Regions from separate parts of the Homo sapiens genome. Here region 2 is linked to region 1. The links are chromatin loops, found by intact Hi-C in ENCODE. Cell type or tissue: pancreas. All regions are shown on one strand. Each heading gives the region's core, and the rest is flanking DNA. Links, peaks and the distances in the headings are about the cores only. Region 1 holds the start of LOC124909409 (a long non-coding RNA gene). Region 2 holds the start of LOC124909486.

Region 1 (5,377 bases), core at 301-5,300:
TTCTCCCCATAAAACCTTGCAACAAGCAGGACAGAGTGCCAGAGAGAAAAGGTAACTAACCAACCAGCTAACAGACTGGCTGACTGACTAACTGCCACAACTTAGTGCATAGGTCAATAGAAGAGCATTTTATACTTTAAAGGGAGCTAAGGGAGGCTAGAAAGGAAGCAGGATTTGGAATCAGCCATGGTCTCACACTCTGGGTCTGCTGGGTATTAGCTGTGTGATCTTGGGCAAGTTAATTAATCTCTCTGATACAGTTTCCTCATTTGTAAAAAGGCTTAATGTATGCTGCCTCAGGGCTATTGTAAGGATTGAGAGGCCCAGGCTGCACACATGAGAGATGAGATCATTCCTGCAAGCCTCCAGGAAGGAGGAAATTGATTTTGGAGCTTCCCATCATTCTCCCTTCCCAAATGATGAGCAAATCTTCCCACCAGTCATAGCCATCACTCGGAATCGCCTCATTATTGCATTTCTGCTACTTGGAGAGGAATATTCTGACTTTCAACCACTGTCCTCCCCATGAATGCCACTGAAATCCTTTCTTCCACATCAGGGGCCTGTTAGGCTCTGTCTGCTCCTGGTCCACAGGTGCCCTGGGATGGTGCCTCACGGGTGTTCAGATTCTGTAGCTAGGAGGCAGAGTCACAGCTCCTGGACACCCCAGCAACTCGGGTGGCATTTGGCTTCCTGGCAGGTAAAGCTATGGCCATCAGTGCTGAGCTTTGCCCTGGTGGCCCCTCCTGAGAGCCGTGCTGTTGCCAAGCCTGGTGCCTGCCTGCTGCTGGGCCACCCAGGTATGAGCTGCTTATTAGCAAGTGCCAGATGGAGTGGGAGAAACCCTTGGCCCTGGTGGGACAGGCAGGCCTCTCCCAGAGGCTGCTGCCAACCTTCTGCTGGGGACAGCAGGGATTAATGCTCTTCTTCCCCTAGTCTCCAGTTAGTTCTGAGTGGTTGGATTAGGTGTTTTACCTTTTTGAAAACAGTTTTCTGTATTCTCTAAGTTTTCTATAATGAACATATGTTCCTTTCATAACCAGAAAGAGTTGATAAAAACTCTTAAAATCTATAGAATATTTTTAAAGGTATATATATATATTTTTTTTCTTGAGACAGAGTCTCACTCTGTCACTCAGGCTAGAGTGCAGTGGCATGATCTTGGCTCACTACAACCTTAGCCTCCTGGACTCAAGCAGTTAAAAGGTGTACATTTTGAGCTGTGGAGTCAGGTCAAGTAAGGTCTACTTGGCCTTGAGTATGGGGTCAGTTGTGAAAAGAAGCTGTCTTTGACTTCGGGGACAACCCCTTCCCCTCTGGCATTCTGTGGACCAAGTCTTGGCTTCCCTAGACCTGCTGCCGTGTCTGTCCACTGTGGCTTGAGCATGGAGCTGTGACAGCTGAGATAACTGCATTTACTATGCAAACGGGGAGAGGGAAAAATGAAGTCCACTATAAAGATTGCTCTGCTGCATGGGGAAGAGCTCCACCTCCTGCCAAGGAACCCTGGGGCTCCATGAATGGGCTTATTAGGCAGCCTTCCTGTGTGTGCCTGGAGGCACAGAGCTTCCCCAGGCAGCATGCAGAACCATGTGCTGAGAGCCTGGATGGAACAGCAGCATCTCAGTAATATCTTCTGGAGCCTGAAAGGATAAAGAAATTCCTCATGCTAAGACAGAGGACTTCCATAATGGAAGCCACCTGCTTTGGGACCCTACAGGACCAAATATCAAGAAAGAACACATGACCAAGCATGGTGGCTCAAGCCTGTAATTTCAGCCAAAGCGGGAAGATTGCTTGAGCTCAGGAGTTCTAGACCAGCCTGGGCAACATAGCAAGACTGTCTCTGTAACAAATAAAATTAAAGTTAGCCAAGCATGGTGGCGTGTGCCTGTAGTCCTAGCTACTCAGATGGTTGAGGAAGGAGGATCTCTTGAGCCTTGGTGATGGAGGCTGCAGTGAGCTCTGATTGTGCCACTGCACTCCAGCTTGGGTGACAGAACAAGATCCTGTCTCTTAAAAGGAAAAAAAGGGGAGGAGGACAGCTGGCTAGCATGAGGACAGGGCTGCTGGCATGTTGAGGGGGGTTTGGGAGACAGCAGCAGCTGCCCTAGCTTTGTTGAGCAGCGAGCGGTTGGAGGAGGCCAGCTTCCCTTCTGGCCTCAGCCTTGGCCTCTGGGCTCCTGCCCACTCACCTCTGGAGGCCTCCAGCCACTCTTGTTTGACGCTGTACCGGACCTGGGCTTTGGGGTGGCTCTCAGGCAGGTGGCAGGCAATGACTGCTGTGTTTCCCTCATCCACTTCAATCACGTGCTGCACATCTAACTTGAAGTCCTGGAGATCTGTGAAGAGAAGGGAAGGTGCTGGTTGGAGGACAGCAGAGCAAAAGTGTGACATTTCAGGGTGGGCTTGTGCCTTGGTGTTGTCAGTCATGACAAAGCTCACACCTAGGGGGATATCAGGGGATCCTCCGAGTTCTTCCTCCAGCCCCTTGTTGTCTACAGGAGTTTGTAAGAATGTGGGGCCCTCATCACTGATGGGGTTCACTTTGTATATACAAGCTGGGGAAAGGTGCAGAGAGAATCCCATCAAGGGGTGCCTCTGGCTCAGACCATCTGTTACACTGAGATGTGGGGGCAAGTTGGCTCTGCTTACACCCCAGAAATGGGGGGGGGTCAAAGTACAAATGTCCTAGCAGAGCTGTCAGCAGGCTCAACTAATGGAGATGGAAGGGAACGATACAAGAGAATGCTCATGTCTTTTCTCCAAGTTGATTGAGAACAGCCTTCGGAGGCTGAGGCAGGAGAATGGCATGAACCCAGGAGGCAGAGCTTGCAGTGAGCCGAGATCGCGCCACTGCACGCTGGCCTGGGCGAAAAGAGCGAGACTATGTCTCAAAAAAAAAGAACAGCCTTCCCAGGTTCTCCTTAGGCATCCACGATGACAAGTAACAGGCCTGAGATTCCACTTGGTTGCCGGCCATGGTTATAACCAGAAGGCTGATTCTTGCTGCTCAGGAGCCACACCCCACTTCACGGAGGATCCTTCCTTGGGGCTGGGGGCAGGACTCTGGATACCCTAAGGGTTTTCTAAGACAAAGAGGAATCTGCCAGGACAACAGGCAGCACCCTAGGGTGGCTTAATGGCAGTGGACTATGGAGGAGCCAGGGTCCTAACATGAGACTGTGGTCTCTGGCAGCCCCATAGCCATCTCTCCTGGCTTGGCACCATGGGATCTAAACTGGGAGAGCATGGAGATTCATCTAGAATAAAAGCAGAATGTTTCCCAAACAATGCAAGAGTCCAAACAACAAATCTCTCTTTGTATGAGACAAATCACTCATGTTGCTGAGTAAAACAGGGACCACTTGCACAACAAAACTGCATGCATTCCAAGCTGGAAATCTGGTTTTCAGGATTATAGCTGAATTTAAGAGGAGAAATAAAACTAATGGAGTATAAGACAGATGGAAATATTTTACCCAGACACTCTCTTCTTAAAGGTACTCAGAAAGCCCTGAAGGCACCTTCTCCGAATACTGGCCACACCAAATTCTGCTCAGCTCCCGGGACTGACAGCATTGGGACTGACTGCAATTTCACTGCAAGACTGCACCTGCCTCTGCTGTTGTTTCCAGTGGAGACCCAGAGAGGGCTGGAATCAGGTTTCTCACAGAAGACAAGAGATAATGACCAAAAACAAACTGGTGTCACCCTAGGAGTGCCTGGTGATTAAGGTACTCAGTGAGGTCAGGAGGCTTCCCACGTAATGGAACTTCCCAGCAACTCTTAGTCAATTCAAGCCAACACAGGGGAGGAAGCCCTGTTGTTTCTGTGAAAGGATTGATGTCCCTTTGATTACAATATTAGACTATGAACTCTTTAGGGGCGTGGACCGAGTTTTGTTCCTGTCTGTGTCCCCTGAACCTAACCCAGGTCCTGGCCCAAGTACACACTTGGCAAGTGTTGAATGAATAAATGAATGAATGTTAATGAATGAACGAATGAATATCTTGGAAGCTGAGCCCCACGAGTTAGGTACAAGATGCCCATTATGCTGCCTAGAAACTCATAGTTGAACTCATAAATTCATAGTTGAAGTTGGTCTACATTTTGAACAAACAGACAAGAGCCTAGCATAACAAATGTTCTGTGAACATTATATCTAAGTGTGGCCAATGGAAGCTATTTTGCAAATACAATGTTTCTTGAGACGTTATGTGGGATCTGAAGAAAGAAGTGAAATGGGTCTAATAAATGTGCTGTAAGAAATACATGCTATTCAAGGAGTGATGTGTTAAAAACAGTGACAGGATGGATATTCCATTCTCCATGATGTGCTTATTTCACACTGCATGCCTGTATCAAAACATCTCATGTACCTGATAAATATACACACATACTATGTACCCACACACACACACAAAACTTAACAAAAAACAGAGATTGGCTGTCTGATTCCTTTCTATTGCCCCATTTCACTTTCCAGGCTGAACAAGCATGATGCCTGCGGGTCAAGGCGAGATCTCTCATAGATTCCTTCCTGTGGGTAAGTGTAGGGCCTCCTGGGCTTTTAAATAATGATTTCAAAATTATTTAATGTTTTGTGTGTGATATCTGAGCCTAACTAAACGATAAATTCCTGGTGAGAAGCCTATTAATTTTTCACTCTTCACCCCAACCCCAAGTTCTATTGCATAGTACTGAGGATACAGCAAATGCTTTCTAAATCCTTGCTAAATAAATACAGTTTGGAAGGCTGAGCCCAAGGCCAGCTTGATGGGTGTGCAACCTGCCTCTGCACTTGATGGGGTAACACCCAGTTTAATGCTCTGCTTTCATCATCTGAAAATTCTTAATAATGCTTCAACAAGGGACCCTACATTTTCATTTTGCATTTGGTCCCACAAATTATTTAGCCCAGTCCTGGCTGAGCCTCTCAGCCAAGATAGCTAATGAGTTTTCTCTCAGAGAAGAGGAAGGTTTGGACTATGGGAAAGGAATTGCTTGAGCTCAACATGTTCTAGCTAAACATCGGTAACTTTGTTTTCTGAAAGCAATTCACTTAAAAAATGCAAAGGCCTTAATCCTCCTTCAGGCCAGTGCGCCCTGTACCTGCCAAGTCAGGAGGCTCCCCACAAAGCGAGCTGTGAATGATTGTGAGCTGTGAGTGATTGTGAGCTCAGGGGCATCTGGAAAATTCCTCAGGCGCTGTGAAGCACTCTCCTCCATGGTCGAATAAGTCCCAAACTACTCCACCAAGAGGTTTCTTTTTTTTTTTTCCTCCTCCTTTTCTTCACCTCATTCCAAGGAAATTTGCCTTAAGCAAAGAATATACTTAAAGCTAGCAGATCATTTTGCAAGAAAGATGTAAGGA
Region 2 (5,377 bases), core at 247-5,246, 50 kb after region 1:
TCTTCTGTCAGTTACCTGTCTGTCAAAGCTGCTACTTCCTTCCCCAGGGTGTTTTCTGTACAAGCTGCCACTTCTCCTGACCAGTAAAAAGTATCTACTGGGCCAAATATCTTCTCCCCCTCACCCCACCAAGAGCATGGAGGACCTGCTTGATCAGACTTGCAGAGATCCTAGGAGCAAAAGGATTCATCTGGCAGATTAAGAAGCAGCAGACTCAGGACAGCCAATTCAGACAACATCCCAGGGGAGGGGGGAAGAAATAAGAGACATATTCTGAGATGAAACCTAAGTTGGAGGTCGCTTTCACCACTAGCTGCGAAGTCTGACACCAGCTATGCCACAAAGCCATTGGCCGCAAAGTCTGACACCAGCCAAGCCACAAAGCCTGGCTTCTCTTGTGGGGCTGCTGCTGAGCCATTCAGAATCTCCTAGCTGTAGTCCCAGTTTTAAATTTGAGTCTCTTAACAGCAAGTCTTATAAAGACCCTCACCTACCCCTTACACTTTGTTAGCTGTAAAAGACAGTTTTCCCGAAGCTAGAAGAGCTCTGCTTTGCGGGAAAGCTTGCTTCGTTTCTTTTTCATGAAAAACTTGAGTTTTGGACTCGGCAGACCTGCAATGACATCTTGGCTCTGCCATTTACCAGCTGTGAGACTAGAACAAGTCCCTACAATTATTTAAGCTTCAGCTTCCTTATCTGTGGAATAGGATAATAATGCCCATTTTCCCAGGACTGCTGGGGGATTGCAGGGATAATGCTTGGAGTGCTTTAACACAAGGCCTGGCACACAGTAGGTGCTCATTAAATGGCAGTTACATTCTCTCCATCGCTGGAAGGGCAGTGGAGGCAGGTAGCTCTGCCTCTTTGGCACTGACAAACCAACCTCAGTTTGCCCTCCAGGTCCACCGTTAATTCCCTAAGCGATGGGGTGAAAGCCTGCACCGGGAGGTTTGCGTCTCCCATGCCAAGTGAGAATAATAATTCTTCCCTCACACGATGAAGGGTACCTGCTGCTTGTGTGTGCTCCTTCTCTTGGGAGGGAGGCTTGCCACATAAACACAAGGCTTCATTTGTAAAATCTGGAACACACATTAACCCCATCACAATACCACCTTTGGACAACCTGTTCAATTCTTTTCACCCACACTCAAGACCTATATGGTGTGTCAGTGACAAAGGGACTGGTTGCCAATGCAAAACCCACCTATAGAAAGCCACCTTGTTGTTCCTCTTTGGGGAGGAGAGCTGAGCTCCCCCACCCCCCTTCTCCCATTGTTGAAGACCACCCAGTGACACTTGCTGGCAAGCTGCCACAGTCCAGACAGGCAAAGCCAGGCCTAACTTCCCAGCCTCCAGCTCTGCAACAGAAGCCTATAGAATGAAAAGCACCTGACTGTGGGGCCTTCGCAGATGGCAGACCACAAAAACTCTGAAGGCAGGGTTGCAGGTGATTATTTCAGAAGTCTGTACATTGGATGATCCATTAGACTCTTGGCTATAATACAGCAGATTCATATATAACTTGTTCACTACAAAACATCCATTCATAATGACAGAGGTAAACAGCTGTGAATTTCCATGACTTGATGTGGTCTCACTTGCAAAAGAGGGCACTGTGTTGACTGACTGCATTTTTAAGTCTCTCTCACTTGGGCACAGCTATGTAAGAGGGAAGAGCTCCCCTCACACCACTATGAAATGATAGTCACAAGACCGAAAACAGAAAGACAGAGCAGCCTCTGCTTTCACAGAAAAACGAATAAACCCAGAACTCCCCAATTTTCCTCTCCAATTAACTGTGACCCACACCTAATAAACCTGCTAGGATTGTAATATTAGGTGAGCTCAGACTAGTAAAGGCACTTGGCTGGGAGTAATCTGGAAAAATACTGGCAGAGCCAGGGAAGGTGGGGGAGGGCTCTCTTCCGAAGTCCAGTTCCAACGTAGACTTGGTGGCGGGGGCTCCAAGGCCTCCACGGCCAGCCGGTTCCACAGGCTCCGCTTTCCTCACCTGTAGCTCCCATCCTGTGTGCTATCTTCCTCTTAGCAGTCAAGGAAGTTTCTGGGCAACTTGAGAGCCCGGCAACTTTCACGTCCTTAAAATAAATGTCTCCTCACTTGGTACTGTGGGAATGATTTCAGAGCCACAGACGGTAAAACAAATGGCAAATGGAATTGAAAGGTAAAAAGCTGAATTCAGGCATGTATTTCTAGGATTCTCAGCTAAAATCTCATGTAGATGAAAATTTTTACAAAAACACACACTTCTCCTTTTCTCCCCGAAAGCCACTCAATAATTGGTTTTAGGAACTTAAGACCCAGATTTCTGCGTTTTTGCACAGTTAATGCTGATACCAGGTTTTAACTTTCCAAAAAGTATTTTAAAAAAAAACTATGCTGAACATGAAATGTTGTGTCTCAAGCATACTTAGGCCTACCATTCACTGAGGAAAATGAGTTTTAGGGAAGAAAATAATGAACAACACATACAAGGAGAGATAAAAGAACACTTTGGTACTATTGGTCCCATCTCTGCTTTTAAGACTTTGCCTGAGATTGCAACTCCTCTCTCTCTCAAGAAGTCCTCTCCCTCTCCCATCTCCCATCTCTCTTTCTTTTTTTTTTTTGAGATAGGGTCTCACTCTGTCACCCAGGCTGGAGTGCAGTGGCACCATCTCAGCTCACTGCAACTTCAACCTCCTGGGCTCAAGGGATCCTCCTGCCTCAGCCTCCCAGGGAGCTGGGATTACAGGCGCATGCCACCACGCCTGGCTAATTTTTGTTTGTTTGTTTGTTTGTTTGTAGAGACAGAGTTTTGCCATGTTGCCCAGGCTGGCCTGGAACTCCTGGGTTCAAGCAGTCTTCCCACCTTGGCCTCCCAAAGTGTTGCGATTACAGGCATGAGCCACTCTGCCAGGCCAAGAAGTCTTTCTTAACGGACCCATTCCAAGCACTTCAACCCTAGAGTTTGCATGGCAGTGCTCTGCGTTTCCCTTCAGGCCAGTAATAGGATTCTGGATGGCGCATGGGCTCTGGTATTAATTCCTGCCAGCCCACACCTGATGCCAGGCACACAGCAAGCATTGTTGAAAGGATGAAGGCGCCAACCTCCACCTACTTCACCACCTTCATCTTGTCCAATACTGTCCAAACTCACTTTGGAGAAGAATAAACATTCTTTGCTCTACTTTCCACTGCTCAGCTTCGGGTAATTTTTCTTCAACCCTACCCACCCTACCCATATTATGCACTTTCCTTTTGCTAACCAGCAGAACGGGTTGAGACTTTCCTCAACATTTTCTCTGGCAACTGAATTAGGTTAACTGTGTCTTTCTGCTCTGATTTCCTCTTACTGCCCAATAATCCTGTCCCAAACATCAAAGGCCTTCTTTGAAGAGAAGGCCAAATTCACTATTAGGAAAAGAGAAATTATTTCCTAACTTTATTTCAGAAGATGGGAAGAATCACAATCCCGCTGATTTTTGTGAGATAAACATTGCCCAGTACATCAGACCACAAGGCATTTGCTGTGATACCACTGACAGAGACATAAACACATGGCTTTCCTCACCCAAACCTACGCGGGACTTTTTCACAGCAAGCTTGGACTCCAAATCCCATAGTAAACGGTTTGTATCTAACATGTCTGACAGAGCTTGCCACAGAGCAAGGGGGTTCACATAGCCATCACAGGCTTTGACTAAAAGAGCATATGAACCGAGCTAGAACTAACCTGAAGTTTAGTCCAGATTCCACTCAAAGTTGGACTCCCAATACTTGAGGATGAGAAAAACTATCTCTAAGTGGTAACACAAAACATGAACAAATGGCTGACCTAATAGGCCAGAGCTATCAGACTGAAGAGAAAACCTCACCCACTTCTTCTACTTTCGAGCTGCTACCCTCAGACGGTATAAATGTCGACAAGACTTCATGGGTCATGGGTTCCAGGAAGCTTGTTCTGAAACTGAGGAAAAAGAGAATTATCTCATCTTTTGAACAAAATAAACAGTTCTGAAGTATTTGCTTTTTACAAGGTGCATTGATATAAACCATAGTAAGTCCTTATCAATACATTTTATAAATAAGAAAACAGTAGAAAAGCGATTTTTCTAAGACCATAGGCCTCCCGAAATGTCCAGTTTCCTGGCTCCCTGCTGAAATGAACAACGGATTAAGAACAATGATTGTACTTTACAAAACCATTACCTTTATGTTCAGCAGTCCATTTTCATCAATAGTCATCAACTATTTCTTAAGAACACATTATAAACAGGCCTCATATAAAATCAGTCAGGCTTACATGGAAGGGATTTGGGGTGATAATACAGAGGGCAAGGAATGAACTCAGCAAAAACCAAGGGTCAGCTGCTAGATTGGAGAAGGTGGCTCCTACTGAAGTAATACTATCATGAGGTAGGACAGAGCTACACAGCAGAGCTTTAAGAAATTAGGGTTTTAAACCTAGGTTGTTTTAAAGCTGGGTGGTGACTTGATTATAGGACTCATGGAGAATGGGTGGGATGGTCACAGGTTGGCACTGGGGGCCCAGCCACGTGCCAGCAACAATTGTCAAGGGCATCAACAAGTCTGGTGGTGGCAGGAATGAAAAAGATGGTGGAGTAATAAAAGGAAGGGCAGGAAAGAGCAGGCAAACTTGGGGAAGGTGTCTAACTGGGTGGCAGTAGAGATGTAGGAATAGATTAGTTCAGTGGTTTGAGTCAGTGTGAATGGAGTTCACAGGCAGAGCTTAGATTCCAACCCCAGTTTCCTAACCCTCCTAAAGGCAGTGCCATTTGAGATGGATCCTCTAAACCTTCCTTCCTGCATTCCACCTCCTCTTCTCTATCCGTTACCAACCCTGAGGGCTCCAAAGAAGCAAAACCTTCTTTAGGCAAGCTTTTCATAAACACGGGTTTATAGATTAAAAACAAACACCCTCTCCCATCCCACCCCCTAACCCCAAATATTTGAGTCAACCTCATAAATTATGAAAATGTTACATGTTAAGGCTCCATGTGGGAGCACACTTAGGATTTGGGTCTTTCCAACCAACAGCAAAGTAGTTGGCTACATCTGTTCTCTGAGTCTTTAGTCAAAAATGTAGAGACACTTCAGGGCTGTCTGATGACAAAAGTTCATACTCTTATCACAACTATGTCAAAAGTATGCATGCACATGATGAGCAACACAAGTCCATAGGATTGTGGATAATTTAAAAAACATTTTCTTAATTACAAGTAGATGCTTGTACAATAAATAAAAACTGAGGAGGAACCATCATTTGACTAATAAAGCTTACTTTCCTGGGACAAGGAAGCTTTCAGCCTGGTGCCTGATGCACTAAAAATGTTTGCTGAATTGAAGTATGGAGATG

What was found. Hi-C counts contacts between places; a loop is a spot of excess contacts. Peaks named below come from ENCODE experiments on the same cell type or tissue, not always from the same donor. Only the 100,000 strongest peaks of a DNase experiment are listed, where the experiment ranks them.
Region 2: it touches region 1 in a loop (4-fold over the local background); 18 of 110 quality-filtered maps call a loop at or near these places.

What each region holds. Positions count from the first base shown.
Region 1 is chr3:113,265,264-113,270,640 of GRCh38, reverse strand. It overlaps BOC (BOC cell adhesion associated, oncogene regulated), which reads right to left. Exons shown (of 20, transcript NM_001378074.1): 5 at 2,196-2,342. It overlaps LOC124909409 (a long non-coding RNA gene), which reads left to right and starts at 2,342. Exons shown (of 2, transcript XR_007096006.1): 1 at 2,342-4,549. RefSeq lists an enhancer at 4,973-5,377. In pancreas, for the core only: no CTCF peak of the experiment used is centred there; no DNase peak of the experiment used is centred there.
Region 2 is chr3:113,214,777-113,220,153 of GRCh38, reverse strand. BOC (BOC cell adhesion associated, oncogene regulated) reads right to left here. Exons shown (of 20, transcript NM_001378074.1): 2 at 3,880-3,967. It overlaps LOC124909486, which reads left to right and starts at 4,524. Exons shown (of 2, transcript XM_047449436.1): 1 at 4,524-4,622. The coding sequence starts at 4,524. In pancreas, for the core only: no CTCF peak of the experiment used is centred there; no DNase peak of the experiment used is centred there.